2 separate regions of the Homo sapiens genome follow, and region 2 is linked to region 1. Evidence: chromatin loops called from intact Hi-C (ENCODE). Cell type or tissue: dorsolateral prefrontal cortex. All regions are shown on one strand. Each heading gives the region's core, and the rest is flanking DNA. Links, peaks and the distances in the headings are about the cores only.

What was found. Peaks named below come from ENCODE experiments on the same cell type or tissue, not always from the same donor. Only the 100,000 strongest peaks of a DNase experiment are listed, where the experiment ranks them.
Region 2: a loop joins it to region 1, with 2.4 times the contacts of the local background. A loop is called at or near these places in 1 of 110 quality-filtered maps.

Annotation. Positions count from the first base shown.
Region 1 is chr2:164,005,670-164,022,324 of GRCh38, forward strand. No RefSeq gene overlaps it. Among named protein-coding and RNA genes, the nearest start is that of FIGN, 280 kb to the left of the region's middle. RefSeq lists enhancers at 9,869-9,918, 9,959-10,108. In dorsolateral prefrontal cortex, for the core only: a CTCF peak has its summit at 8,661; a DNase peak (open chromatin) is centred at 8,552; H3K4me3 peaks cover 1,131 bases; H3K27ac peaks cover 1,148 bases.
Region 2 is chr2:163,710,419-163,727,073 of GRCh38, forward strand. The region is part of intron 2 of FIGN (fidgetin, microtubule severing factor); the gene reads right to left. It overlaps LOC107985957 (a long non-coding RNA gene), which reads right to left. Exons shown (of 2, transcript XR_001739759.2): 1 at 1-16,655. Among named protein-coding and RNA genes, the nearest start is that of FIGN, 17 kb to the right of the region's middle. RefSeq lists an enhancer at 7,079-8,530. In dorsolateral prefrontal cortex, for the core only: a CTCF peak has its summit at 7,791; DNase peaks (open chromatin) are centred at 7,745 and 9,043; H3K4me3 peaks cover 5,724 bases; H3K27ac peaks cover 6,718 bases.

The DNA of each region.
Region 1 (16,655 bases), core at 5,180-13,179:
TACTAAGACATAGCAGATATTGATATGATCATTCACACTTTTCTCATTTTAATTGTCTAATATTGCACGGCATTTATAATTAAAGGTCATTTTAAAGATATTTCTTTAAAAAATTAGGGCTAATTATAGTATTTAAAAATTCAATATTTATTTAGCACTTACATGCCAGTTGATTTGCTTTTTCTGCATGATCTTTTATTGCTCCCATCCAATCTTTGAGGGAGGTGCAATTATTATTTATTTTTCTTTCTTTTTTTGTTTTTCTCTGACACAGGGCCTCACTCTGTCACTCAGGCTGGAGTGCAGTGGCACAAACATAGTTCATTGTGGCCTTGAAGGAAGTGTAATTATTATTCCTATTTTACAAATGAGAAAAATAAAGCCAAGAGATTTTAAGTACCTCAAAGTCACATGGTTTATAAATGTGGAAGACAAGACATAAAGATAGAACTGCTTGATTGTAAAATACTTTATCTTGATTATGTATTATTCTAACTCCTCTCATGGCACTGAATCTTAAATTTAGATTATTGTAGGTTAAAATGTGTATTTTGAAAAGTGCTGAATTATGAAATAAAAGTGTTACTTTTATTGACTCTGTGTGGGATAACAAGATTTAATTTAGTTCAAAAATGAGTCAATTATGTAGAGATACAAAATCATGAATATAATGGATAATTTTTATGAACCTTTTAAAGACAATTCATAAAGAATTGAATACCATGATTAAAGTTACCCTACCTATTTTTTTTTACCATTTTGGATAATTGGAAAATGTTAAAAGTAAACTTTTAAAATTTATAATTGTCTAGTTAATGGTATTCATTTTATAATACTTTGAAATAATTAATTAAAGCTTAGATACCTTTATTCCAAAGTTGTGACAACATACCTGAGAAAAATTTCTAAAGTTCCTGTGTGACTCTGAATATTGTAACATTTTTCTGGCTAATTCTTATGTCAGTGCAATACAAAAATAGAGATAGAATACTTTGAAGTTGCATACTATATTAGTTAGAGTAATATCAGACTATGATTAAAAAATTAAATGCATATGTCTCAAACACAGAGAGAATGAGTTCGTTCCAGATCAACTGGCAAAGTGAATGAGTAGGGAGATGTGCTCTAGTCTATGCAGTTATTCAGGGATCCAGGTTGATGAATATTGCCATTTTCTTCATGCACATTGGCATCCAGCTGGCAGAAGGGGGAAAAAAGCCTGGAGGATTTTGAATGGGAAGTTATACGAGGCTGGGCATCTAAGATACACACATCACTGACTCACATTGCATTGGCTAGAATGCAGTTACTGGAGATGTCCAACTACAAAGGAGGCTGGAAAATATGCTCTGTGTGTCCAGAAGAGGAAATGGGTGGTGTTATATTTTTGGTGATCTCTGCCACAGAAAACTGTAGGTTTAGGTCTCAACATTGACAGTTACTTCTTGTGAACTTGAACATATCATTTAACCTTTTTGAGCTTGTTTCCTCTTTTATGAAACAGTAATTTGGCCAGGTGTGGTGGCTCATGCCTTTAATTCCAGCAGTTCGGGAGGCCGAGGGGGGCAGATCACCTGAGGTAAGGAGTTCAAGACCAGCCTGGCCAACATGGCGAAACCTCATCTCTACTAAAAATACAAAAATTAGCCAGGTGTGGTGGTGCCTAACTGTAATCCCAGCTACTCGGGAGGCTAAGACAGGAGAATTGCTTGAACCCGGGAGGCGGAGGTTGCAGTGAGCCAAGATCGTGCCACTGCACTCCAACCCAGGTGACAGGGTGAGACTCCATCTCAAAACAAAAACAAAAAACAGTAATTCATACTTTGTATATTTGTTACAAGAATTAAATGCGATTTGTCTATAGTGTACTTAGCTCTTAGCTCACTATTGGCAATAGGAACTACTCAGTAAACGGTAGCTATTTTCTTTTTTTAAGAAGATACTCAGGCACATTGTTTTAGGTATGATGAGCTCTTAGAACTTGGTGGGTATGACCTAGGATCAGAAACCACTGGACAAAATCTTGAGCAAGGGACAAATTGGAGTAGAGATTTAGATTATTATTACTATTAAGTAATAATGATAGCATTCATTATGTACTAACTTGACAAAGATCTTTTCATAAATTAACTCATTCGATATTCTCAATAAACTTATAATACAAATGCCATTATTATCCTAATTTTTTAGTTGAGAAAACAGAGATTTAGAGAAATTAAATACTTTTTTTTTTTTTTGAGACGGAGTCTTGCTCTGTTGCCCAGGCTGGATGGAGTGCAGTGGTGCGATCCTGGCTCACTGCAACCCCTGACTCCCAGGTTCAAGCGATTCTCCTGCTTTAGCCTGCCTAGTAGCTGGAATTACAGGCGCACTCCACAATACCTGGAAAATTTTTGTATTTTTAGTAGAGACAGGGTTTCATCATGTTGACCAGACTGGTCTCGAACTCCTGACCTCAAGTGATCCACCCACCTCAGCCTCCCAAAATGCTGGGATTATAGGGGGGTTATAGGTGTGAGCCACTGCACTGGCCAGATTTAGAAAGATTAAATAATTTATACAAGTCCACAATCAAATTTGGAAGTAAGATTTAATTCCAGATCCATCTTACTCCAGAGTTCACATCCTAAATAATCCCCCAAAAAGTGAGCACCAGAATCTAGGATGATGGAGATTTATTAAATAAGACTTGAGGATGAAAACGGAAGTGAATTAAAGTCTCAAGAGTGTTCTGAAGGGTTATTGACTTTCTTCAGACAAGCTCAAGAACATGAAAACGCAGTTTTAAAGACGAAGGATTTGTCCCAGAGATCCATCTCACAGGATAAAGATGGGAGACCAACATCAGTAATAGTATCTTTGACCAGTGAAAAATATTGCCTACAGCAAACTGACGTAACTCAGAATGTGAGGATGGATTGGAAAAAAAATACATAAATATTTGTTGATAGTGTCTGAGATTCAGCTTATTACTCCAGAGTGTAAGGATGCCACCTGAGGATACTGCCAGGTCATGCCTAAAGTCTTATCACCCAAACCAAACCAGAAGGGAGCACAATGAACACCCCTGCAGCCACATAGCATCAATGAAAGGATCTGAAATTTGACAAGATTGGAAACACCTTCGGACAGGTGAGTGCTAGAGTAGGGAAAGGGCTTACTAATGGTGAATGGTTCCCATCTGTAGTGTAAGGAGGGACGAGGGAGATTCAGTTTGGGGAATAGGGATTTATCTAGGTTAAGGGGTAGTTATTTCTTTTGGAGCTCAGATTGCGTAAGGGCAGTCTCTGCTTGAGCAGGAAGCAGGCACTGTCCAAAGTGCTTTCTTTGGTCCTCTCCAGTGAAAGTGATCTACCCTGCCTATGAATCTCTAGATACTTGTATGCAGTGCTCTCTCCCTGAATTACACACTCACATATACATTCGGACTTTTCAGGGCATTCAAAAGACACATACAACCATTTTCATTTCTGTATGAATGTGATTCAAACGGAGGAAGGAAATCAGATTTCCAGAGACATTTTGTTACTGGATGAAGGCAGGGGTTGGTTGGGGAATGGAGGGAGAAGGAGAATAAAAGGGAAAGTAGGTAGCATTGGTAAAGCAACTTCTGCCTGCTGGAAGGTGGCATATCTTGGATGAAAATATTCAAGTACTGCACATAATATCACCATATATTTCAGCATTGATAATCATGTGCTCATTTATTTAGCCCCCAAACAGATGTAACCAACATCATCACTTTCTATGAATAATAATTTACATTTTATTTTTAGTAAATAAAAACTTCTGGTTCTATTTTTGAGGCAGAGCCTAAAATTCACACACACACACAAACACACACAATGTTTATATTTTAAAAATGCCATTGCCATTGGCTTCGTTTCCATCTACAATTTTAAATTCAATAATGCATAATATCAACAACAGCAACAGCAATACGGGGAAAGGGTGCTTGCCTTTTGAAGTGGAATAGAAGCTCTGTGGCTAATGGGACCATGCTGTAACTCTCTTGAGCTATACTTGAGCTAGATATATCCCTGTGGAAAGTAGCAATTACCTTCAATCTCCCTGATCTGAAGTAATCCTTGCTACATGCGTCCCTCATTGTGAGTGATGAGGCCCGCTGTTTGCTGAGTCTAAAACCAAATGATCTCTCACAAGCAAAATTTAAACTTGAAATAGGATTCTCTAGCTCCCGATTCTGAGTCTATTTTTTTTCGTGTACTTTATACATTCCCAAATCAGGTTCAGGCTGGCTACAGATGGTGCTGGTGTGTAATGAGAAGGGCTCTGAAGCTGCTCCAGCTCCCAGGGGAGGATTCGGTAATGGAACTAACTATGTATTGTCCACCTTATATACTAGATTTGATTTTGGACTATTTGCCCAACTGTGTTTGTTTATTTCTCAGCACTGGAGGGCTTCCATTAGCTCCAGGCTGATTGAACATAGACTATGGAGTAAGAAGGAACAGAACATTTTTTCCCCCGAATGCTGATGTAATCCCTTTTCTTTTACTGACAACTGAGTAATGTTTGCCATTGGAAACTGTGTTAGAAATGAGCTGATATTTGCAGTCATTAGTGGAAAAGAATTGTTTTGATCCCAGGGAACAAAGTGAGCATTATTTTTTAGATGACAACGTTTCAGAAGTTTGTGCCTAAAACTTGTGTATTCAAGACCCTGAAAGGGAAACTGCTAACATTTTTAAAGCTGAAAATTACCTTGTTTCAGAAAATCAAAAGATTAATATTTAAGACCTCATAAATTTTGCTCATAGAGCATAGCCAAATATTATCATAATGAAAACCAAAACCTCAACTCAGCAAATTAGTCACCAAAGACCACATGTAAATTGACATTTTAGTTTTTTAACTAATGGAATCATTTGTCATATTACTGAAGCAGTTCATTATAAAAATAAATTAAGAATAAATAAATTGCAGTCATAGCAATCATGATGAAATTATTAGCAATCACATTTACCGGCATGAAAGTTTTTTTTTTGCATGCTTCTCATCAGCAGATGTTTTTCAAAATAACTTTGCAAACAACATCAATGTTATATCAAGGTTTATTTTTTAATTACTAAAAGCATAGTGGAAGTAAAAAAGAAAGTTACTAATTAAGAAGGGAAAGAAAATGTTGTCTTTCCCTTTCAAATATACACAAGTTCAACTACACAATTCTAATATCAAAATGAGAAATCTCTGTAGTACCTTAACTAGTACAAAGAAAATTAGAAAGCGGAGACCAGCTCATGCAGTTTCTAAATAAATGAAAAGGAAATTACATTTCTCTGGGTAAATATTTACTTCCTAAAGCGTGCCAACAAAAGCTACTATTTTAGAAATGGGACTTGGTAGTAACTAACTTGTACTTAGTTGATTTAATTGGAAATGTGCTGTTTTTCCTTTTAAGCCTGTGCTTTAATTGTAGAATAAAGAATTTTCAATCTGATGTTCTAATTGCACTTGGGATCTGGTATCCTGTTTACATATATATCGATCTGTAAGATGGCTTCATATGTATCAGTGTCGGCCATATTAGGAAGAACATCTAACCTATTTTTACTTTGGTGTTCATTAACAGGATATTCTTGTTTCTAGATTTTAAAAATTAAGCTTTATCCTTACTATTCATTTTGTGGATATAAACATTGTGCCTTTGATTTGAAATTTCAGTAAAATTTCAAGTGGAAAAATATAGAAAAATAATTTTAAGTTGTATAAAATGCAATTTAGTACTGACATGCAGTTACTCGCTGAAAGTAACTTCTATCTCTATATAATGTATACACAAAGACATTTCTCCAAATGGCTATTCTTATTTCTACCTAATATTTGGTTTAATTAATTGGTAGAGTGAGATAAGAAAACTTTCCAAGTTGCTTGTGCAGCTAATTTTATATATACATATACATATGCATATACATGAAGTAACAAAAGTTGTAACTATTCTTATTTTTCTTCACAAAAATGAACCCTCCATGATGCTTTAAAAACAGATTAAATTATAACCAGTGTTTATCTGATTATGATTTTTTATTCCTCATTTTACAAACTATTTTGGACCTATCAGACGCAGTCACTGGGATAATATTTGGGATTGACATGATGTGGTTGAAGAGCTATATTCAAGTGAATTTGGAAAAAGAAAGTGCTATTTCCAGATAAAGGAAATTGCTTTTTAAAGTCCAGTGGACTAGCCACCTAAAATGAGGATGGAGAATGGAGAACTGGAAGAAAGGAAAGAAAGGGAGAGGAGGAAGAAGGAAGATATGAGAGAATAAGAGAAGGAGCAGAGGATGGGAGCTTAAAATCTCATAATGGGCTTGGGATTGGCTGTTTAAAATCAAACATACTTCTTGAGTATTCCTTTCACTTAGAAACAGTTACAGCTGCCTCTTCATTTATGTTTTCAAGATTCACTAGAAAACTGCAGCATTCATAAGGAATCTTAATCCCTTCTTAAATTTTGAAATGTTGGATAATAGCTTTGGGGCAATGCTCAGCTGCTTGAAACTCACACAGTTTTCCTACTAGTGTAATATATATATATATATATATATATATATATATGGAAACATGGAAGTAGATAATAAAAGAATAATTTATTTAATACATTTAACTTATAAACAATTTAATATATTTTCAAGTTGTTTTTAAACCAATCATCTAAGAAGAAACGATGTCAAGAAACAAAAACATCATAGAGTACTTTCTCACTTTATGAAGCTTAACGTTAATAGGTTGAAAATTGAAATGTAAATTGATAACACTTTGCCATAATGGGATAATGCAAAAAAAAAAAAAAAAAGAGCTTGGATGTTTTGTGATTATCTCCTTCTAATAAACTTTATAAGAGAGGTGGATTTAAATGCATTCTGAATCACAACATTTTAGAACACAGACCTTGAACAAGATGATTTTTTTGTTTATGAGTTGAATGAAAAATCTGTATTTAAAAGCATTCTCTGATTACTTTTTTTTTCTGTCAGTGGGAATTTTCTGTGTGTGGGTGCATGCGCTCATGTGCGTGCATGTGTACATGTGCACACGAGGCTACATTGGGGACCTCATGCAGTAAGTTACAATGATGGAGCATGACAGTCAGAATAGCACACACTATTAGCTGGACCTCAACTCTATTACAGTGCTATGTTTGGTGACATAGAATCAAGAGACTCAAGGATACAAGGTCAAAGGTAGCAAAACATTACATTAATCTGTTCTCTTCACAGATACCAGTGTATCTCCATGTAAAATACAGCATTTGCTGCTTAATTATGAGAAACAAATGCCTAAGGATATTATTTAACAACAACAACAAAAGAACACAAAATAGTTGTCTCTTAGCTAAAGATTTGTAGATAGCTTTTCCCTAGCTCTTATTGTTTTTCTCTTTTTATGACCTCTACAGTTATTACTGGAATTGCTCATGATACTATAAATTGACTTAGTGGCATTGTATTCATTCATCCCTTGCTTCCTAAGTGCCCACATGAAAATGACATGAAAATAATCAATCTAAAATGAAATTAATAAATATCCTACCTAGGCACGCCTTATATATCACAGATGGACTAGATGACATAATATGCAGAAGCTATTTTCAATTGGTGAGGAGACAGAAAATTGACATCAATTTTCATAACGAACATTGAAAGAAATACAAAATTTAATTGCTGAATATCACTTCAAAGTAAATGATCAAATTTCAAGAGAGTGGGTTTTATTGTGGGATTGTCACACTAACTTCACGTTCTAAAAAGAGAAAAAGAAATTGGTAAAATAACTATCATATTCAGCCACACTACTTAACAAAGATCTTTTTTACTAAATGTGCCACCGATTAATATGCCTAGTAGCAGAATCTGCTAAGTGATCAAATAGTTATTAGGGATATGTATAAATGATATAAAGCTACCATACTTGTAAGGCATAATTAGCTATCACCCACGTTTCTTAATCACACAATTCATAAAATTGTAAAAACTTATTTTTAATATTTTAAATTTTGGATGATTATGAGCTCTAACTTCTGTCTCAACAGACTAGGGAAAGGTATGATATATATTCATATACTAGTATAATAGATGAATTTTGCTTTAAAAGGTGCTCCTGGATCTTTGTACATTCCCTACTGCTATATTCTCACATTCTCTATATGTTCTGTACACACCCCATCAGTAGTTCTAGGAGAACTAATTCAGAAAGTCTACCATTTTGAAATGCTAGAATGAATGTATCCTAAATAGTTCAGCTGGTACTGTACAGTTATTCTATCTGGTACAAATAGGCTTTAGCTAAAGGCACCTAAAATAAATAAATAAATAAAATAATAAAAGAAGAATCAAATCCCTCTGAAATTCTTTCACATGGTCACTGCCTTTAACCTCCCTGCCTCAGTACAAAGTTACTCTGTGTCCTTCACTTCTCTGGTTACGATAGAGCTATTTTCTGAGGAGCGATTCATAACAAAGAATTTTCGTTTGTGAGAGCTGTGCCTAGACTGACGCCATGGGCCTTTCCCCACCCCAAGAGCCTTTTGTTTTGTGCCAAAAGAATTGCTCCATTCATTATCCCCACAGATGCTTGGCCTGAAGGCAGAGAAAGTCAGTAAAAACAACAAGAAGCTGAGTTCTCCACCAGCCTAGGCTATCATTATCTACACAAGAGATGATGAGTTTGTAATGAAGTTGACGAGGCTTATTCAGACACTCGCAGATTGGCAAGAGGATAAAAAGTGTCTTCAATTTTCGTGTTGTCTGATGTTGAAGTTAGCTGTCATCCGGCACTAGATTAGTCACACTTTGAGGCAGGGCTTTGGAGAAGGGGTCAGAACAAAGCTACTGTACTATGGTATTTCACAGTCTGAGGAACAGAAGCATAATAAATGTGCTCTGTAATTTAAATCAAGGCGCTGCTGTGGGAAATCGCTGCCTTTTTCACTGGAGGTATTAGTGCTGGGCACTGTGCTTCTTGACATCGCATAACATATAAGAAGTCTGCACAACTTTGCTCTTATAATTGGAATGAATGCAGTGATTATATTGGATGAGGCTCTTCTGAATTCAGCAAAATAAAGACTCACTCGTCACAGAGGATACATTAGATTATGTGTGTTTTATGCTTTTTTAATTCAATTGAAAAATTGGCTAAACATGAATGAAATTCTAATTGGAAACATTTCACACTTTGGCAATATAGATGGTATTTGATAAGTGTTACTGTTTTCCATTCAGTAGGGAATTCTTAGAGCTGAATAAAAAAATTCTTTAAGTAGGACCACAAATTAACCATTTACCACAATCAAATCGGTGGGGTTATAGAAAAAAAATTCCCCTTAAAATCCTAACAAAGCAAACTTTTGAGGAAGGTAATGTTACACACTTTTGGAGGAAGGGGCAATGCCAAGATTTAAAGATAGCCCTTTAATTTACAAGTTAATTTTAAACATTTATTAAAATTTTTTCCAAGATGTGGAAACAGTGTTTCAATTTTAATTTTAAAATGTCAGAGCTTCAAATAGATGTGACTGATCAAAATACTTTAAAAAAACCGAACGAGAAATGTTCTATAAAATGTTTAAATAGAGCATACTCTTACCTTTCAAATATTTAAAAGCTTGAAATGGAAAGCTTTGTCTAGAGGCACTCAGTATTGGGCGAGCTGAGTGTTTCACATTACTTATTGTTCCGTTCTCAGATATAATTCAGACTTAACTTTGCCTGTGGTCTTCCACTGTAAAATATGAAACTCATGAGCTAGCTCATTGTCTATGAATGTTTCCCACTCCCCCACACTCCGTGTTCCAGTTGGTTGGGTCACAGAAGTGATTTCACTTGCTGGCTCTCAGAGTGTTCAGCCATGTATGCAGGGGTTAGTTTGCCAGCCAATGGTCCATGAAGGATGTGGGTGGAGAGGAGGAAGAGAGAAACAGTTACATTTTTTTGTAATGGGAACTTCTAGATCTAACAACTGTCACTAAAGGCTGCTACCGTTGTTGCTTACTGTTCACTTTCTGATCTATTAAGATCACCTTGACTCAGCAGATCTGTAGCCCAATGGAAGAAAGAAAATAAAGACATTGGCGGAGGCTTTGTTCAAGATCCCTAGTCTTGATGCTGATTATCGATCAGGTGATTAAGGCAGATGAAGAGGTTTTTTGAAAGCCGAAGCCTCTGTTTGTGTCTGTCTAGTGTGCCCCGAAAGGGGTTGGGAAATCAATACCCTCAATCACGGCAGAGAGCATTTCTCTGTCAGTCACATGCACTGAAGTGATTAGAATTGAGTCATAAGGCAATGAATAACTGGCACTGGCTTCCTGCTCCTCTTTTTCACCTCATAGAAAGCCTAATGAACTCTCTAGGTTGAGGGGACAGGCTTACGACTCGTGTAGCACTATTAACATACCATCAGATAACAGCAAACCCCTAGGTTAAAGTCGGAATTAGAGATATTAATTTCAATCTATTGAAAGACTGATGCCAGGGAATGCTTCAACCTACCAGGCAAATATAAAAGGGTAGCTGAGTGGCTAACAGTGCAATCTCTTTTCTCTAATATTAAGACTTAAATACACTTCTATATTTAATAAGATGGTCAGAAAGAACAGGGATAAATAATTTAGCAAATGACTTTACAATAAAATATAACACTCCTCCCACATCTCAAATGTGCTGATAATTCTTCCCAAATTCTCCAAATTGAAATATTTTTAAATGTTAATTTTTTTGTTCACAAACAGGAATAATTTGTTCTATCATTTAAAATAAGCATGCTGTTGTGTTTCTGGGCTCACAGTGGCTTCTGGCAAGTATATGCCCTACTCCTAGCCTTGGGGGAAAAAAGCACCCATACTATTATCCAAAATCTATAAAATGTGGGGTAAAGAATGTCCCATTTCTCAGACTGAAACTGCTGAGGAATACTGGATGTTACAAGTGATCTCTTGAGCAAAACTTCGTGAAACAATGTATATATAATCCATGATAAGAGGCAATCAAACACTAACAACCCTTTACAAAATAGATTTTTGTCTGACAACAGATATGAATGTAGGTTCCAGAGAAAAACAGCACAACATAATTCAAAAAGCAAGGCAAAATCAACAACAAAAACTTAAGTAAATCAGCTGCTGTACTAATTAATCAGCTTATGTAACCTTACTTCTGCATTTTGTTATCCTATTGGCACCTTGAGTTTGCGAGTGGTGCCTGTGAGCTTAGTATCTAGAAGCCCTGCAGTAGTAAAAGTATCCTTCGTATTGCTACTAGCTACTGTTATTTATGTGCCTCTGTGGCAGTCTTTGTTATTTATCAGAGACTTTTTTTTTCCGTGTAATCATGATGTAACTTTCATTTCCAAATCCATTGACCTACCAGGCAGCCTCCACTCTGCCAATTCTCTTGTCAGGAATGCAACGTTCAGGCTGGTCTATGGGCTGCTCCCTCATCCATTCTTCTTGATAGTGCATTTGCCTTAAAGTTGGACTTCCCTGAATTGACTTCAAGGCTCACAACAGGAAGAGTTTAAAAGGACTTATGCAGGTTTTTTTTTCCAGTCTCATACTTTCATAAACTTATATGATTAGAGCGGAATAAAATAAGTGATCTGGTCCAACCAATTGCCTATAATCACAAATCACCTATGTTATCACAAACTGATTATGTTCTGACAAACTGTGAAGAAGCCTTGGGGGAAGAGATTATACACCCCCCTCAGTGATATTTTCCAGTCTTTAGTTGGGAAGCTTTTACATACAAAGAAAAATAATTTTCCTCGTATTTCATTTTCTGCAAAGATAAGGCAATATGGTAGAGGACAAGTAGCACTTGAACTATAGGAACATGACCAAAGTTCTCACTTTGGGAGGCTGAGGCAGGTGGATCACATGAGGTCAGGAGTTCAAGACCAGCCTGGCCAACTTGGTGAAACCCCATCTCTACTAAAAATCCAAAAAAAGTTAGCCAGGCATGGTTGTGGGTGTCTGTAGTCCCAGCTACTCGGGAGGCTGAGACAGGAGAACCACTTGAGCCGAGGAGGTGGAAGTTGCAGGTTGCAGTGAGCCAAGGTCGTGCCATTGCACTCCAGCCTGGGTGACAAGAGTGAAACTCCATCTCAAAAAAGAAAAATTAAAATAAAAGACCAGAGTTCTATATCCTGATTCCTCTACTTTTGTGAGACTATAAGTAAATAATTTTCCATCTCTATACCATAGTGTGTTTATCTAAAGTCGAATTCTTGTAGCTTGGCCTATTGATATAATTAGGGAGGAACAGAAGTATATATATTGTAAATTCTAACGAGTAATGTATATTTAAACAAGTATTTTAAAGAAAATAAAACAGGCCAGTGTCATCACATAAATACTGTCTCATTCCCATTGAACAATTATTACACGGCAAATGCTTTCATATGAATTATCTCATTTAGTTCTCACAGCAGCCCTATGAGACAGGTATTACTGTCTTTATTTTCATATGGGAAAAGTGAAGCTTGGAAATGTTAAGTGATATATTGAAGGGTATACAGCAAATGTTGAGGTTGAAATTCAAACCCTATAAGGTTAATTTCAGAGCCCATTGTATTAACCTCTCTGATAGTCTACAAACTGGAGATAAGCAAGAGACAGTGTTATGTCATAGCAAGAATATGGGCTTACAAGTTTGATAGACATGCCCTCTAAGTTTGCTTTTGCTGCCCCCAGCTATATGACATTGAATGAGTCACTTAAACCTTCCCATCTTTAAAATGGGGTTTGTCCAGTTGTGGTAGCTCATGCCTGTGACCCCAGCAGTTTGGGAGGCTGAGGTGGAAGGGTTTCTTTCAGACAGGAGTTTAAGACCAGCCTAGGCAGTACAGTGACACCACCATCTCTTCAAAAAATAAAAACAAAATGGAAAATAATTTTTAAAAAATAGGAATAAATGCTACTCATTTCCTAGATGTTTATTGCAAAATTACAGGAGGATTAAATAAAATAATATCTAAAGGCACTTAGCACAAAGCCTTAATTGTTCTATAAATGGCTTCAATTATCAATAATAAATGATATCAGCCTTAAGACTGACCTCTGTGAAAAATGTGTTTAACATTCATCAAATGAGAGCTCTATCTGAGCATATCCGAGATGTTGAGATTGAGCACAGATCTGCCATCAGGAGCTCACTGTCGGCTGGGCGAGGTGGCTCATGCCTGTAATCCCAGCACTTTGGGCAGCCGAGGCGGATGGATCACGAGGTCAGGAGATCGAGACCATCCTGGCCAACATGGTGAAAACTGGTCTCTACTAAAAATACAAAAATTAGCTGGGTGTGGTGGCATGTGCCTGTAGTCCCAGCTACTCAGGAGGCTGAGGCAGGAGAATCGCTTGAACTCAGGAGGCAGAGGTTGCAGTGAGCCAAGTTTGCACCACTGCACTCCAGCCTGGTGACAGAACGAGACTCTGTCTCAAAAAAAAAAAAAAAAAAAGCTGACTGTCTAGTGATACTACTAAAGTACACCTTCAGTGTAACTCTGAGTTAAGGATATCTCTTCATTACTTTGGACAGTGACTTGACTTAGACACACTGCATAGACAGTAACTGAATATCGGCTGAACGAATGGATGAATGAGTGGGTGGATATTTAGGGGGTTTCTTCCAATATATTAAGATTTAGATTCAACTTCAGTGTCCCCTGAGACACAGGCTAAACAAATTTCAATAGTTTTGTTTTATTTTATTGTATTTATAGCACCCATTTATGCTTTATTTTTTATTTTTTATTTATTTTATTTTTCCATAAGTTATTGGGGTACAGGTGATATTTGGTTACATGAGTAAGTTCTGTAGTGGTGATTTGTGAGATCCTGGTGCACCCATCATCTGAGCAGTATACACTGCACCATATTTGTTGTCTTTTATTCCTCACCCCCCTCCCACTCTTCCCTCAAGTCCCCAAATCCATTGTATCATTCTTATGCATTTGCATCCTCATAGCTTAGCTCACACATATCAGTGAGAACATATGATGTTTGGTTTTCCATTCCTGACTTATTTCACTTAGAATAATAGTCTCGAATCTCATCCAGGTCATTGCAAATGCTGTTAATTCATTCCTTTTTATGGCTGAGTAGTATTCCATCATATATATATATATACTCCCATTTCTTTACCCACTCGTTGATTGATGGGCATTTGGGTTGGTTCCACGATTTTGCAATTGTGAATTGTGCTGCTATAAACATGCGTGTGCAAGTATCTTATTCGAATAATGACTTCTTTTCCTCTGGGTAGATACCCAGTATTGGGATTGCTGGATCAAATGGTAATTCTACTTTTAGTTCTTCAAGGAATCTCTACACTGTTTTCCATAGTGGCTGTACTAGTTTACATTCCCACCAGCAGTGTAGAAGTGTTCCCTGATCTCCGCATCCATGCCAACATCTACGGTTTTTTGACTCTTTCATTATGGCCATTCTTGGAGAAGTCAGGTGGTATCGCATTATGGTTTTGATTTGCATTTCCCTGATCATTAGTGATGTTGAGTATTCTTTCATATGTTTGTTGGCCATTTGCATATCTTCTTTGGAGAATTGTCTATTCATGTCCTTAACTACTTTTTTTCATATGGAATGGTAAGAAAGATTAGGAATTTCATGGACCACTAACCCAATGCGCCACTATCCTTTGGGATTTTCTAACCCTATTTATACTTAGTAGTACTAAGGATCAATATGGTCTAAATTCTATCTGCTTTATTTATGAGATAGAATCTCCATAAAATGGAAATATAGAGTTATCTCATTTTGAAAACAGGTATCATCAGTGGCAATAATAAAAGTGTTTAAACTAGTCCAATTCAGTATTAGGCAGTCAAAATAAATTTTAGACCAACTAGCATGAATATCATCCAATAATAATCATGGTAGCCTTCCTAGTACTTTCTTCCTGAATACCAGACCTCTGTATAGTACCAACATGGCAGTTTAGCTGGCTTTGTTAGCTCTGGCTGGTGGGCTGGTGGGCTGGTGGTATTACTGATGATTTAAATTTTTTTCTTTGCTTTTTTTTTTTTCATTATCATCCTAAGGATCTGTAACATAAATACATTCACTTTGTGACTAGAAAAGAAATAAAAATAATATTTTAAAGTAAAATAAATAGGCTTAAGGAGCAAACTCTGATTTTTTTAAATGTTATTAGAATATCTATATTTAAATGAAAACCCACTATATTAAAATTCAAGAGAAAAATACACCTACATTTTTAAAAAATTTAAAATTCAAATGTCAATTAATGAAGGTTAAGAAGTGGAAGCAGAGAGATAATGCCTGAATATATTTACTTTTATGCTTATCTTCTTTGATTATTCATTCCCATTCACTGATGTAAAGTTCAGAATTGTCCAGAAAATTATCTTTAAAATATTACATGTGATAGCTTTATTAATCCTTTTCTGTAAAGGAGACTGGCATCTTAAATAAATTGCTTTTTTTCCCACCTTTTATACTCTCTTTCCAAACTTCCTTTGCAATTTTCTTTAGAGAAAAATGAATTTTATCTATTTTTTATGTTTTATTGATTATTTAATTATTTTTCTATTGTTTTCCTGCCATTTTAAATTCAGAAGGATGAATATTTTACTCATCTTCCTAATAGTTAATTTCTTCTAACTTTTTTAAAGTGTAATTTTGGATACATTATACATTTGCATAGTCTCCAAATCAGAACAGTATAAAGGAGTATAGATTGAAAAGTACAGATTCTTCAACTTCTAACCTTTCCATTCTTTACACCTATTACCAACAATTTCGTGCTTCCCTAAAGCTGCCAGCATGTTATCTTTGATTCCATCATATTTTTCTAACCCCACCAGAAAATGCTTTGAATTGTTCTCTGTCTCTTTACTTTCAACTTTAAATATTTCCCATGGTTAGAAACTGTCCTTTGGAAACCATTCTAGAAGTGACTGTCATCAATCTTTCCATCAATTTAAAAATTTTTCTAGAGGTGTTCTTTTCCTCTCAACCCAAAATAATATATTTTCTTTCAGATACGCAGGATTCCATGTCTTTCACAGGTGTCCCATACCATTTTGCAATTTCCTATTTGTTTATTTATTTATTTATTTATTTATTCATTCATTCATTTTAATAAATCTTTATAAAATAACATCTCGCAAGTGCCTGCCAAACACTATGCCTTCAGGCAGTTTACAGTCTCATAGGGAAGGGAATTCTGTTATGAAATGACAAGGGCCATGATGGGTTAAATATGAATTTTTCTTATGTAGAATGGACATGTAAATATTCTCAGAAGGAAATGAAGTTCTTCCAAGAATAGACAATCTCTAAGATACAGGGCTAGCTAAAGTTCATAAAGTAAAAGGGCAAATGTGCGTGTGTGGAAAGTAGGTGAGGAACGAGAACACGATGTACAAAAAGCTAGCGGTAAGAAAACACGGCATGCATGTTCAGGAAACCACAATATGGCTCTAGTTCTATGATATGGTTGTAGCATAAAATACTGGAAAGGGAAGAGGTAAGAGGTGTATATTGTGAAAATCAGGCTGGAGAGATAGTCAGTCTCCAGACAGGCTCGAGAGTAACGAGATAATGAGGGCTTTGTAAATATGTTAAAAAATTTGGGTAACATACAGATAGT
Region 2 (16,655 bases), core at 4,711-12,710, 300 kb before region 1:
CTCCACAGCAAATAAATCTTTAAGAAGCTGAAAATCACAGGCAATTAATGCATTGGCCAACAAGAGAGTCTTCTCAAATTATAGTTTTGGATGGGCCAAATGGCAGGTGGAAATGTGTTTGCAAAAAGCAAAGTAAAGCAAAATGCAGGCAGACTTGCACTGCTGGAAGACAGAATTGAGTTCAGTTCTGTGCAAGACTTTGTGCTGCCTGACTATGACATAATAGTGCTAGCTAAATGAAAGGTTTTTATTTAGTGCCAATTTTAACAAAACCCACTCTTTAACTTATGACACAATAGGGATTTGGAGGCCTTCCTCATCACCTTAGAAGGAGTTAAACTAGAAACCAGCATGAGATGAAGGTACTACTTTATCTAGTAGAGTTCCTACCCTCACTCCAGGTAATAACTTACTTGTTGGTAAAATAAAGACCTATGGCATTAGCTAAAGAGACACAATTACAAGATTACACAGAGTCAGTGTTCACCTGTACACAATGGCTTGTCTGACTGCAAAGAACCATTCATTTAAAATCTTTTCAATTAATATAAACTTTTTATTACTTCACTAAAACTAAAATCTACATGCACACATGCACTCACACACACATAGACACACAACATAAGAAAAAAAGCATTCATTTTTAACCACAGAGCTGCAATAAAATCAAATCTCCTTTTTACTCCAAAGGCATTCCCTGTATTAGAAGACGCTTGCAGCTTCTCAAAGCAAGTCCAGTTACCATAACAAATGTACATTTTACCAGCCTTGGAATTCTAATTGTGTTTAATACAGTTTCATGTTGCATCAAAGTACAAAATCAATACCATTTGTCCAGCATACAGGAAAAATGGAATCTATAAATGGCTCTTATTGAGTAATTAAACACCTATTATTGTCATGGGTAGTGAAACAATGAATATGATAAGATAAATTTTTGCAAGAAAATACTGCAGTGATTAATACCTCCCTACGTATTAAATAAAAATGACTGCCTTTTGTGCAGTACTGCTGGCAGAAGAACAGGGACGCGAGAAGTAGTTGCCAGTGCCACAATAACAGGCTAACCTTGAACTGAACTCCTTTCCTCAAGAAATTAAATGCTGTAGCAGGACTTTAAATCCCCCCACTTAGAGCTCATTTGTGCGCCATGTAACCTGCAGTTCCTGAAGAGAACTCATTATCTTCAAAAGGAGAATCACTTTATAATTTCTTTATGAATGTGTATATTGTTTCTACAAAAAAAAAAAAAAAACTATTTCAGTGTCCAAAAAGGATAAGAATATTAACAGTGTAAGCAAGGCAAAGAGACTTGTACCAATCAGATACTATTTCTACTTCCAGGAATTCAAGTGCAGAATGCAATCTGTTACGGAAAACTGAACGTTAGATTAAGAATGAGGTTAGAGGAAATGCATATTTAGAAAAAGATATTAATCTGTTAGACTGATGCTAACGCTCCTGGTTATTCTGTTGCTAGAGTCTTGTATCTTTCTGGATATCTCCCCCTGCCCCTCCCTCGCTCTCTGGAATAAGCATGAAAGCTGTCATTCCACAGCCCCCACCCTCTGAACACACACGTACACACACTCCCCACCTACCACCCTCCACATGGTTCCTCCATTGCTTTGCCTTTTTTTAAACATAAGAATGATGCACCAGGAACAACTACAAAGTACAAAAGATGAATCTATGGATGTGACACTTGTAAAGGGTAACCCTATTTCACAAGTGAGATGGGACAAAAAAGAAAGAAAAAAGGCCACTGAAGCAATAACTGCTCACTGAATTACCATTAAATTGTAAGATTTACAATCCAATGTACAGTAAGTGCATATCTAATGGAGTTTGTCCTCTAAAAGAATATAAAGTGAATCTTTGCAGCATGAGATGTGTGTAGGTGATGTATGTTTCTTTTAATCTATTTTTTAATTAGAAACAAAAAAGTTAAAAAACAAAAAAAGGACACACTGTAGAAACACCAGCAAAACCCTGAGGCAAACTTAAAAGCTTACTTAATTTGAAATGCACTTTATATCAATTACTCTCATTTTCTATCAAACTGAATTCATTCTTCCAAGTACAAAATGTAAGACATATAATCAAATACATATAGAAAGATAACAAGTGCTATTTTAAAGGCAACATTAATACACGAACACCTAAACTTTTTGAATTGTTTGTTAAAATAAAAACCGCTGAGTTCAAATGCTTGGTTATATGTTGTGAGGTTTTTTTTAAGGCAAAATAAAACAGTAATATTTTTCCATTTAATAAAGGCAAATAAATTTTCATGTTGCCAACATGGAAAGAATTCAAATACAATGTTAATGTAATCAAACATCAATCACATTATAGCAATTTTTATTTTTATTAACACAAACAACCTCCAAAAGAAATGGACTATTATGCAGCAGAATTATTTAAAATACTCTAATTGATTATTTAATAACCATTAAAAGCAAAAGCTATTATAGTAATCATTTCTTGTAGTGCTTTCTAAAGTAAACGTTGGTGAAATAGTGCCCATTTTCACCTCATGACAGACAAACACCTAATAAACGTATCTGGTCAGAGATTCAGTCACATGAATAATATTTTAGCAAAAACTCTGAGGATGAGGAAAAGTAGCTTAAGTAATATTTATTAGAAGATTTGTTTATTTTGTTTATGTAAATAGGCATCTTATTTAAGTGATATTACAGAAGTCATTGTCCTTAAATTCAGTAAAATATAAAACTGTTACACCAATTTTGCAAATCTCTGTTTTGTTCTTCTCACCTCTCTCCCACAGGATCTGAATTTTATTTTAAGGGATTAACAAGTAGCACATATGATCAGCAATGATAGCCTTGTTCTTTTAAACCTTAGTGAATCAAGTTCGGTAAAGGTGAAGTAGTGGAATTATCAGTACAAGTGGCTATGTCATCAGAGTCTTCAGAAAGGTGCTGTAAAGAAATGCCTAAATAAACAGCAGTATAAAGGATTTTATATATGAGACATACACACACAGATGTCTCTTTCACACACCACACACACACACACACACACAGAGCCTGCCTCTGGTTATTAAAAATATAAAACAGAGGCACTACTGTATATAAACCAAAAGACATTTACTACTGCATGTAAACCAAAAGGCATTTGTAATCCCCCTTCACATCAGTTTTAACTTTGATTCTAGTTTAAATGATGTACCATTTTCTTCTCCTCCTTGCCAAGATATTTGAAAGATTATCCCAAAAATCAATTGGTTAAAGCCCCTCTCTGTGCTACAGTGAGCCGGAGAATTTCCAGCATCTGATGAGGACCAGTGGACCACCTGATACTTTTTCAGCAGGGTGATAAAATTAAAGGATGGTTTTGATTTGCTTGAAGGATTACTTCCCTTCCTTAATTGTTTAAAGTGCACAGTATTAACACAAAGAGGGGGGAAAAAAGAAAATTAAGAAGGTGACTGTAGAGCCTGAGCTAATTGCAAGCTGATTAGATTGTGCCATGCAAGAGCTCTCCCTCCGTTACATACCATCACAAGCTCTGGTCTTTTCCACCCTGCTGCTGCAGCAAACAAGCTGATTTGCTAACAAAGTGGTCAGCTCGGGCACTTGCACAGCGGCTCACGGGGTCCACAGACGGCTGCTCTCCATGCAGAGAATCTCAAGCTCCATTTTCCAATCTGATTACACGGCTCCTTGTTCCAGGAGCCTTAAACCTTCATGGCAGTTTACCAACATTTTCATCACTTTTTTCTTTTACAAAGCAAAAGAACTGATAAGCTCTCAGGTACCCAGGATTTCATAGTCAATGGCTGGCCAGCAGCCAGCATTCCCTCACCACATAACTGTTTTGGGCCACACTGCATAAAGCAGACAGGATTTACCAGACTGCACAGAACTATTAGAATTTTGCCATGTGTACAAGTAAGCAGCATGTTTCTGTCCTTACAGATGTTGACTATTGTGTCTAATCACATCTAGGAAGCACAGAAACCTAGTAAGTGTCCTGCGTCACCTCCCCCCAAAAAAGAGGCAATGCAAAGCAAACCAATGAGCATATGTCCATGAATTCCACTATTACCCTAACTAACCTGTTCAGGAATTCTGCCTCGTAAATGCAAAGTACTAATTACTGTTTTTAAAACTCCTGGTCTGATTACCTAGACCAATTACCTGGATTACCAAGAAACTGATCCTAGCTACTTTCCATTAAAATCTAAAATATTGTGAGCCACTAAAAATAACTGATTAGCATCTTCCAACTTTGGCAATCCTCTAGAACTTACAAAAAGCAAACCAAAAGATGTAGAAGTGAAGCTCAAAATTTATCTCACCTAAAGCAGCTTCTTGAAAATTAATCTTATACCCATTAATTCCCAGAAATCATGTCAGGCAGTTAGCATGAGTTTCAACCTAATACATTCACATTCAAAAGTTTAAAACAATGACCACTATAGCATTCCAAATTAAACATTTATGCATACACTCTTTCTCCTATGTAATATTTTTCAAATTCATTTTTATTTATAGCCGATGGGCCTAAAATGTGAATTTAACACTCACATAATGCGAATGTCCATTCATTGTGTGCTTCCTTTCAACCAAACAACAATAAACAAACAAAAAATAACACACCCTCCTTCATCCATGACCAGTAACTTTCTAATAAAGATAAAGAAAAGGAAAATAGCTTATACTGTCTGTGGCTATGCCTGGTTCATTTGTGCATCATGTTGATCTACCATAAAGGATTTGGGGAGGGGAGAGGAGAAGGAGAGGAGTCTGCAGTTATGGGAAAAATGTACAACTCGGCTCACACAATGCCTCAGTACTCGAGCTCACCAGTGCGCTGACCCTCTGTATCTTGGAGTCATTAGCTAGAGTCCCAGCCCTGCCTCCAGGAGGGGGGATTTGAACTCACACACCAATGTGGGGAGATTCGGGATTTTGAGCATGCCAGCCAGAAGGGTCATTCCTCCTTGCTGATGAGGAGGACGCCTGTCCCCTGGGGAAGGAAAAACTAGATGAGTGACTGTCGCAAGATTCAGGCAATGGACATGCTGCTGACTCAGGAATGGACTCTGACAGCCACCCTGCTTCACTCCAGCCGCTCTGAGTGGGAGCGGTTTCAGGGCAGCAGCATTGACAGGTACATGCAAAAGTTAGGGGAGAATGAATGGAAGACAGAGGAAAGAGGGAATGAATGAGCAAATGAAACAGCAACTCCTTTTCCAGACATACACATACAAGAAATAAACATTTTCCTTTTATACAAGTTGATACTGCCCAACAAATAAAAGATATGGTTGTGGATATGCATTAGAACACCCACAGCATTTCTGAAAGGACTTTAAAAGAGGACACTCATTTTAAAAACTGATAGGCTAAGGCTGGGTATGAATCTATATCCACAACACTGCAAAAACCTATAAACTCAAAGAAAGTATACACATACGCCCATATATGTATTTGCATGTGGGTGGTATTCTGCATAAATGACTGTCAACTTAAAATGCCATTCTCTAATTTATATGCAAATTCTACCTCTGGTAAAATAAAAACATATTTTAAGCAGCTTATAGTGCCAACACATTATTCCCATGAATGATTCCTAGTAAACTATTTATGCCAACTGTGGGGCTTTTTTATGATTTATTGGATGGTGAACGAAACCACTTAAACTATAGTTGTCTGTATGAATCAGTAATTTTCATGTTTCTAATTAAAATGTAAACAGCGTAATGAAGACATCAAGTTTTTAGGCAAATGTCTCTTCCAGTGCCACTTGGGGTATGGTAATTACTGGAGCAGATCTATGGATGCTTCTGAATCTTCCACAAGTCCAGATTAAAAGCATTACTGCTAAACCTGGCTTTTTACACAAGGGAATTGTGTACTTTAACCCATTCCCAGTTTGCTTACATATGCACATTGGCACTACCTTTAAAAACTGGTCGTTAAAAAAAATCAAAATGGAAAATAACAAAGGATGTAATTTATATTTAAAATGTTGATTATAAAACATTTACTAGCAATCAAAACACTGGAAATAGATCCACTCCAGTTGGATTCCCTACCATTAGCTTTTAGGAAAAAAAGAAAAGAAAAACAGCAACCAAATTATGTCTACCTTAAATTTATAGAGCCAGCATCTGGGTTGAAGGGTGAGTGGATAAACTGGTTCCAGATTCAAAGATAATGTTCATTTCTAAGATTTCTTTTGTTTGAATAACAGTTTAAAGTAAAATAAGTGTATAATTTAAACATAGTAAAATATATAAAAAGTAATCATATATAATCCATGGAATAAAATCTTGTCATTTTCCCCTATCATATTCAAAAATTAAAAGTGCCTTTGATATAAAACTATAATCTGTTTTCATTTTTATTTCAGCATTTATTTCTCTCTGGAATTCGTCAAAATTTATCCTAAAGCAAGTGACCTCTTACACATGCTGAAGAAATACAGCACCTCTTCTGCTTACAACTGTTAATTGAACTTCCCTCTGAAGCCTGTTTTTCCAAGTTATCCAGTACATTGCTTTACATATTTACTACCCAGCACTTGAATATATTTTTTATTACAATTTTGCACCACTTGCCTTCTCCAAACACCCCTTAGAACTATGTAATAATGTAGCTACCCTTGGAGTGAGTAGTTAACAGCTGAAGTCTGCAGTGATATGAAAAGTCTAAAATGCATGATAAAAAGAGGATTCTCCTACCCTTATTTCTACCTCCGCCCCTGGACTCAAAGTCCAAAGACTGACTGATATGGCCAATTTTCATATTATTTTTACAAGAATGCTAGGCATGTTGCTAAGGTTAACTACGGAATTGAGAATGGTTAAGAAATGTGAATGTGTGTGGGGGTGAGTGGGGCAGAGAAAGAGAGCAATTTTTGCACTGTTATGTTTTATTACCAAAGTAATGCAAACAAATAAATGTATATCCACCATCCTAGGGTCAGGGGAAGCATTTAACCTAAAAGCGTTTTCTACTACTCTTCCACTTGAAAACATATAAGCTTTTTCTTTTTCTGATGTGGGCATAGAGTCATAGTATTTTGGGGTGATGGAGGGGTGGGACATTTGAGAGAGGTGTATTTTGGTAATTTTTTTAAAAAAATTTAACACCTCTGAGGGCTTTCAGAGGGAAAAAAAGCTGATTAAACAAGACCAAGTGTTTTTTGTCGGCTTAAGGGTGATATCATAGTTGTGTTCAATATCAGAAGTGTTGCAAGTACAGGCATCATTTCTATTCGCTTTGTGCCAGAAAGGTAAACACTGGATTGCATTGTGGATTAAAACAATAAGAAATCCCTTTCCTCTCAGGCTTTCAAGGCCGTGTTAATCGGGTGTAATTTTTAATGAACACTGGCTGCTTGGTACTTATTCAAGACATTTCATTAGAAGGTTATTCATTTAAAAATCAACGTTTCAACCATATCAAGCTGTAACCTTTCTTGAAATGTAAATGAATGGTTTAAATGAGAAGATTAATAAAAAAGGGATGTTCCAATTCCAAGCATGGCATGCTATGTATTTTTAAATTTGTCTATGCCAGATGCTGTCAGTCAGAACAAAAAACTGTCCAAGCAGACAATCTGTGCATCTGAATGTTGATCATGTTGGAAAGTACAGGGGGGAGGGGGGAGAGTGTGTCAAGGATTCATGGTCCTTCATCTTTGCAGTAGAGCAAACACGTCTCTCAGTATAGCGACAGACAGCTGCTTCCACTTTCTAATGTGCCCTAACTTAGATCACTGAAAGAATTGTCAGCACTCAGAGAAACACACAAAGATAACACAGCCAGCTGCCATGGAGGGGAAAAACAGCACAGCTCAGAAGAAATGGGATTTGTTCCATTTGCATGATGCTGCCTCCCCTGGGCCCCTTTCTTTCAAATCCAAAGCACAAAAGACAACACTTAACATATTTGCTTAAAGATGACAACCTCATGTTGATTTCATTTGGATGTAACAGTGTCAGGATTACAGATATAAGAATATATTATATCTGTAACAGAGACTGACAAATGTACCCATCAGTGGAACTGTCTGATTCATCTGCTTATACAGCCATTTTACCATCCCAAGGGTGCCATCTAAGTAGTAACTTTAGAAGACTGAAGGTCTAATTTTATTACACCACATTTCAACCTACTAAACAATATTATTTCTAAAATAGATCATTTTTATTGGAAGTCTCCCTGATGAAAAATCCAGTAGACACCAGAGAATTTATGAACTGTATGGGTCCTTTGAACTCAATATACTGCCCATTTTAAACAACTTTTCTTGCTGTATGGCAAAATCCCCATATCAAATAAGTGAAAGTTAGAAAGCAAGAGAGAGATTGTATGTTTCGAGTGCCTAAGTATATTGATATAATAAACAGATTATATATATATAAGACAGAGAGAGTGAGAGAGAGAGAGAGAGAGAGACATATTACAGATTATATGGATAACTATAAAATCAGGCCTTACCTGGTCCATTTGAATAAATTCTTTGTAACAGCTTACTTCTGTCTATTTCATTATAGGTCTACCCTCAATACAACATCCATACTTCAACAGCAGCTATATGAATAATCATTGCCTGTCAATATCTTTTGTACATATACTCAATCTAATTTCCTGTTAAGGTGTTTTTTAGGCAGAAGATACGACAAGAGAATAATCTAAAGATGCATTGGCTAGCCACTAGTCATTGTAATATGTACAATGAAGAAAACCACGATTCCGATCTGAAGCCTACATACTTTTACAAATCTTTATTCTGTCTGACTTTATGGATTTTAAGTTTATTTCTTAAGTGAATAAAAAGATTTAGGATGATGTGATTGAATTGATTTATTTACATCTACATTACTTTGATTTACGTGACTGGAATTATGGCGGTAAGAAGGGAGACACAAGGAGAAGGCAGAGAGGAAGCAATCACTTTCTTCACATAAGCAATACATACACAGACATAGGCACACAGACACAAACACACAAGTAAATGTCTGGGCACACTCAGCCCCACAGCCCAACCAACTGACTTCCCATAACAAAATGTTGGCTCCCTGTGTGCCTGCGTTGTCCAAAGGAACGCTCTAGTGCTTGTTGCTATTTACTGGCAACAGTATAATGCACTCATTTGGTCTTGTTTTCTAAAATAGAGTTAACTGCTATATGTAAAATTTCTGCACAGCAGATGGTTACCAATCATTATTTTCCATTTGTTTAGTTTCTAGTAAGAAGAAGAAAACCTGTGGGGTAGTGATGCAAAGAAAAACTAGCAGCCTGCATGATAACCCAACCAGTGCCAGAATATGCATTTTTTAAAGAAAAACGAAGAATCACTTTGATCACGTAGCATATCAAGACTAAAATTTTGAGGGATGGGGGAAGTTATTCATCCCAGTCTCATCCATAAAGCAAAATGCCATTTGAACAATTTATTTTTTAGTATAAAATCCTCTAAAATTTAGCCTCTATATGTTTTTAAGTGATCAAAGTTTCTAGAAGCAACTTATTATCACCATTAATGTTTGTCATCACCCAAGCTGAAATCATTTTTTTTAAACCTCTAAGTAGCCCAGTTGTCCAACAGAAAATGGGAAATAGGAGCCATTTGTGGACAAATGCACATGCACAGAAAATTAAGCTGTAAATATCTGGACCGGGTTATTACTGGAATCTGGAAACATCTGGGGCTACAGAATAAGCCAAGCCCCGTTTCCACAATGTCCAGGTAATTGCTTAAATGATTTATACCTTACTGTTTCTATTAAAAATGTCTTTAAAGAGAAACATTTGTAGGCTTGGTTCTGCAATAAAAATTGGTATCTGATTTCACTTGTACAAAATCTTGTGAAAGATGCTACATTTCTTCAAGGACATATGCATGACTAAACTAAACCCTGGACAAAGACAAGGCTAAAAGAAGGCATGGCCGACCACTGAATGAAAACAATTGTATCATGATAGCAAATTTTAAATGGTTTATTTGTGATTAGTTTCTATTCTAATCAAAAGAGTCCATTAGAAAACATTCTTTTCATGCATTTGGGACAAATATATTCAAGCCATTTTAGGGTAAACTTGTACCTCATCCATTTTCAATTTTAGTTTTAATTAATTTCTCATAAATCTTATTTACTGACACTTCAACTGAATATCAAACCAAACTTAACCCCTAAGGGACAAATAAGTGCCACCTCCAAGACAGACTTGCACCACTTAGTTAAGAATCTGGAAAGGTATTTAAATAGGTTCACTTAGATGGTGTCTGTATGGAGCTACTAACTGGTCCATTCAGAATGAAAGAGCTTTCAACACTGTCATTTGTTGCAAAGACAGGTTGCTCTACTAAATAAACACACACACACACACGTGTGCACGCATGCATGTACCTATGTAGTTGTATTGGCCTGAAATAATTTTATCTTTTAATTCAGATCATAGGCCAAAAGGACAAATATAGTTTCATATTTTTCAAGAATTGCTGTGTCTAGATCTAGCCAAAAATTCTATTACTGACAGCTGTCAACTATGCATATAGGGTCAAAATAAATAAATAAGTAAATAAAAAGAAAGGGAAGGAAGGAGGAAGCAGTAAAAGAAGGCAGACAACAAAATAAACCATTAACCACTGACTTTTAACCATGGTTCATACTTTGTGGCCACCAACTTACATGATTACCCTTTTGAGAAGGATCACCCAATTTTCTTCTACCAGAAGGGTAAAGGAAAATGGGTGCATTTTACATGTAAATAATTCTCATGAATATTTTTATTAATTTAAAACCCCACAGCTTCCTGATTATAAACCAAGTAGAATTTTAAGCCTCTTTTAAATATTCCCTGGATTTAAGTTGGTTGTTGGCAAGCTACCACTATAAGGTTTTACAATTTGTGGCCTTTACTCTCAATCTGATGGCTTTTAATCTATATTTTAACAATTTTAACTCACTTGAAGCACATTGAATGGTTTCTAGAAAACCAGAAGTGTCTATTTAACAAAGGAACTAAACACACGGGTCTTCACTGTTGAAGTCACACTGCAAAAATGCTTTTGCTACTTTTAACATATTGTTTCACAATCTTTATTATTCTACCTTCAATGTACTGTCCTTTACTATTAGAGCTCTTTGCTGAAGATGCAGTGTTTTTATACAATTAACTAAGCAACATTTGTCCATTATAGCTCACTAAATGGCACATCTTTGTAATGATTCAGGTTCAACAATCAGCACTACAGATACTTTCTTCTGCGTAGAGTGTATGACATCAACCTAGATTTCAATATGAAGTGGTAAGATAGCATCTAGAACTTTTCAGCTCTCAAGAGCCCAAATTGGAAGAAAACGAGTGAGCTTTCAGTAAAGGTTATAGGTTTTCTTAGTAAAATTGTGTTTTTAAAAGAATGACAATAGAGTCTTTGTTTTTTTCTGGGTTATTTAACGAAATAATGTGAGCAAATGCTTTTCTCTGGTACATCTTTAGGTTTAAAAACACAAATATGAAATATAAATCTTGTCAAATACTGTTGCCTAACTCATTATAATTTAACATTTGATCAAATTGAATTTGCCTTAGAAATACTGTAATGCTATTTATTGTAACATTCACGGCAGATTTGAGAAAGTAGCTGACCCTTCCACGAGCACACAAACCCAACTGGTAAAGCTATTGAACACCTAAAAGAGCTATTGGGTGAAATCCCAGCTAAATTGTTTACTGCCCAGTATTCAGTACAAAATAAATTAATAGACACTATTTAGTTAGATAAAGGTCCCAATTAAAATATTAACCAAAGACATTCACGAATTAAGTTATCGTATCAACTGTAGATCAACTAGTTTGCATCTCACATTTTACCACCCCAGTATCATCATGTTTCCAAGGAAATCTGTCTTGAATACTGATAGTGCACATATTTGCAAACTGCCTATTTATCAGAGAAAGGACAAAATAGAAAGAAATGCCTTAGGAGGTACTTATTTCCCACGTTCAACCAAAGGCAGAATGACCAACTGTCAATCAACTCTATATTGGTAAGAAGTCAATCTGGAAGTCTCAGAGTCTAATATTTTATGATTTCTGTACCCTCAAATTTTTCTGTCTGCAAACACATGAGAAAAAAATATTTCATGGAGAATAGTGATTTAAAGCTATTTGTTACACCTATAATCAAAGTAGTCTATAGATTTATGTTTTATAAGATTTTAAAGATAGCATAATGTTTTTTATAAAAGAGTTTAAAGGCTCTCCTATCTAGAGATACAAAAATAGAATTAATGACTGTAAGCTCCTTTTTAAGTATATAATTATAAAACTATTTTTCAGGGTTATAAAGTCTTTCTTTGGTAATAACATTATATAAAGAATATAGAAATTTCAATTTTTTAATGAAATATACAATTTTCATAGATCCATTCTTTAAATATTTAAAAATCATCTTTTAATTTTTTAAAATAAGATTAATAAAATATTAACTGGCCGGGCATGGTGGCTCACGCCTGTAATCCCAGCACATTGAGAGGCAGAGGCGGGCGGATCATGAGGTCAGGAGATCGAGACCATCCCGGCTAACACGGTGAAACCCTGTCTCTCCTAAAAAATACAAAAAAATTAGCCGAGCGTGGTGGTGGCAGACGCCTGTAGTCCCAGCTGCTGGGGAGGCTGAGGCAGGAGAATGGCGTGAACCCGGGAGGTGGAGCTTGCAGTGAGCCGAGATCGCGCCACTACACTCCAGCCTGGGTGACAGAGCAAGACTCCGTCTCAAAAATAATAATAATAATAAAATAATAAAATAAAATAAAATATTAACCAAGTGATAGTTTCCTATGCTTTTATCAATTCAATTCACCAAACATTTATTGAATTCCTATTATAGGTCTTATGCTATACACACATGTTGAGGAGATAAAAAATAAAAATGAATTAGATGTGTGTGCTCTCAAGCAATTTACAGCTTCATAATAGAGAAACACAAATGCCTAGCAATCTATAGTAGGAGAAAGATGATGGTAAGTGATCTAAAGGAGACATTTCAAATGTTCTAAGGGACAATTAAGTAGACGTCGAAATCAATCCTAATTAGGGTGCCTCAAAGAAGGCTTCATGGATGATGCAACAACTGACCTGGATACCAAAGTCCTAGTAGGATTTCAACAAGCGAAGAAGAACATGCCAGGAAGCAAAAAGAAGGTGGACAAAGACTAGTTGCTGATAAAGTACAGGAAAAAAGTATTGCTTTCAGTTTGATAAAAGTCCACCTTTCATACTAAATATTTTAAGGATTTGAGGTTTCTAACTCCACTGCTTAAGTTAATCTGATTGCCACTCTATTGAAATCTCTTACAAGAGAAAAGCATTAGCTAACTAATACCCATCAACTCTTAAGATATTAGAATTGCTGACACTTTTGCATGCAACCAATTAGTAAGCATATTTAATGAATGCTTATCATCTCTTCTGATGGGCTTAACAAAGTAATAAATGGTCCTTGAGCTTTCTACATTGTTTCCAAGATAATTTTTGGAGCTTTCTTAAGAGAAACAAAAATATTTTGCATCTTTTAGACGACTAGCAAGGTCCAAGTTACTTGAGTTCACTGGTCCATGACAAAGCAGTCATGGAGTATACAAAACTGCAAGAAATCTTAGTCATCATCGGATCACCTCAATCATCTCTTCTTTTATAAAAAAGTAAACTAAAAACTAAGGCTCAGTGAGGTTGAATGGCTTACCCAAGGTAACAAAATGATCTTCGACTGTGGGCTTCTGCTGACACTGTCCTTCATCATCGTTACTTTCCTGAGATGTTCTTGCAAGACTGACAGAAATGTTTTCAAAAGTCTAGATAGGTTGTTGAACTTCAGCCGGATGATGAGCTATCTGTACATGTCATTAGTATATTCAGTTCTGAATAGATATCTTCATTTTTCTAACTTCAAACCAGGAAGAATGACATTTTTTTAAAAGGTAAAAATTTTAAGATCTCTTGATATATATAAATGTTTGGTTTACATTAGAATCATCTGAGGAGTTTAAAATCTCATCTAACTGATCTGGTGTAGGGCTTAGGCAAAAGTTTTTTTATTATTTATTTATTTATTTTGCTTGTTTGGGGCTTTAGTTTGGTCAGGAAGTTATAGCAAGCATTTACTGAGTTGATACAAAATTTAACATCAAATTTTTCTAAAACCAATTCAAAGTATTCAATGATTTCAACTTCCATAATGGCAGTAAACACATTAGTTTCCAAAAGAAGCCTTAAAGGACATATACCTCCATCTTCAATGGATTTTATTCTGTCACTTCATTTGTGGCCTAAAAACTTGAGTATGTTAAGAGAGAATAAAAGAGTCTGAGAATAAGTTGAACCATCTTTAAAGGCATATATATATGTTTTCACACTTTTTAAAATTATGGGGACGAAAAGATACGGAGAATATAATTTGTTAAAATAGTGCTACATGCTATTTACTGATTATTAGTCAATGATTCTTAATAACTGATAAGGTTTTTTTTACATAATTAATATTAGGGTTTAATTTACAAAATTGCCAATATCATTCTGTGTAACAACCACATGAAAACAGTCTTTAATGTTAGCTTTGCCTCAATGACTTTCTCGAACTTGTGCCTCCTTCCCCTATTCCTACATGTTGTCCATGACAACAAATGCTGCTTTACTCTTCCCTAATATAAACCCTAATATTATCCTCTTAATTAATTCAAACTACTTCTCATGATCTAAGTATCATATTCCAGTGGCTGAAATGAAATTTGATTTTCCAGATGATCAAGTAATAACCAGTCTTGCAGACAAATATCAAAAATTTTTTAAAAAGAAAGAAAAGAAAAGAAAAAAACAGCTCTTCAAAACGGTACACAGCTAGGTAGGTAGGAAGATGGCTTAGACAGCAAGGTTCTTGGTGAGTATGCCAATAGCAAAATAGCAGAAAACATTTTCCCCTTAGCCCTAAGCAAAGGACACCAACAAGCTGTTAGAAAATAAAGACAATTTTTTTAAAAATTATGTATTTAAGTATACATGTGCATTCCAATCATATATCAGCAACACCTCCCATCTTAGTGACTGTGGCATTTTGCTGTAGTAGGGTAAAATTTCAAGGAACTACCATTACATGGTGGTAAAATTGTAGATTTTTTACCCATGATTATGAACAAACCTATATTATATGTTGTACTGTCCTTACTAGATATCTTTAAAAATAAATAGTACAAAATAGTTTACCTATAAGTTCTTTTTACTTTATGCTAAAACAAAATAAAACAAGACAAAAATTAAAAAAGTAAACAAAAAAGGCATTATTGCACTGTATATGCTCATTTAGAGGCTTATTAAAGAACAAAACATAATAAAGAGCTTTCAATTTTTTTTGTAATACTTTAACTGCCAAAAATTTTATTGATGGAGATTTCACACCCATGTTTTTAAAAAATTACCAAAAGAATTTTGCTTATGTGTAATTTTTTTCACTTTCTAAAGAGATACCAGCTCCAACTGGACATTCATTTCTGAATAAAATTCTACTATCTTACCATCCATGAGTAAATTGATATCGATGATTGGTTGATTAGTACTCTTAGAATTATAGGAAACATATTTTTCCAATTAGGTAACACTTATTGTATTCATAGTATGTTTAAAATCTTCCCACAGAAAGAAAAAGCACTGTTCATATAGGCATGTAAAATTCCAAAGCTGGTAATATTTTTTCCTTCCAGTTTGTCAGACAAGGATACAGGCCATTCAGGGTCCCAATGTCTACATTTGGGTCCTATCAGTATTTCCCTCCCAAAAACGTTGCTTAATCTTCTGAATAATGCAAATGAAAATCTCTCTTTAAAAGAGAACTTTGTACTGACTCTACTGGCATAGGATACCACGATAAGGGCAGGGGGGATAAGACCCACATCTTTTGTAAGTTGGGCCTAAAATTGACTCCAGATTTGCGAGTCATGAACAGAAAGTCAGTTTTAATATAGATGTGCTTTAGAAAGTAAAAATGGTGATTATTCTTAACAAGTTACATATTGGGAATTATTCTTCAAAAATGACTCATAAAATATCTTTTTAAGTACTTAAAGTCATGAATATGTTCTACTCTTTTACCTCTGCTTGAATGTAATTTTTCATTTTCCAGGAAAGGATACATTTTCTAACTAACCCCGTTAACCTAAATACTCATAAAGGAATACCAAAAGTGTCCCTGACATCAATACCTTCACAAAGAAATATATCTATGCACATGCACAAGAACATATTCCATTTAGATAATCAAAACTGTAATTTTTATCTAAAAGATTCCCTTAGATCCATGTAATTCCTAGCAGTAAAATTTATCAAAAGCACTTAGTTTGCAAACAATGAGACTGCCATTATCTATAGCCTTATTTCTTCATCCATATACTTTAATTGAAAAGTACAAACTATTAAGCATAAAAGAATAATAGTACTGTTTATTTCATAGTATTTGTTTGATCTGAAAATGGGGATTGTAATGAAAATGCCTTCAATCTTAAGGGAACCTTTTTTATCCTACTCAGAATAATTATCTTGTAAGATTAAAATCACTGAATCATACCGAATTAAGATTTATAATTTAGCATCATTGAGGTATATTATTTAAAA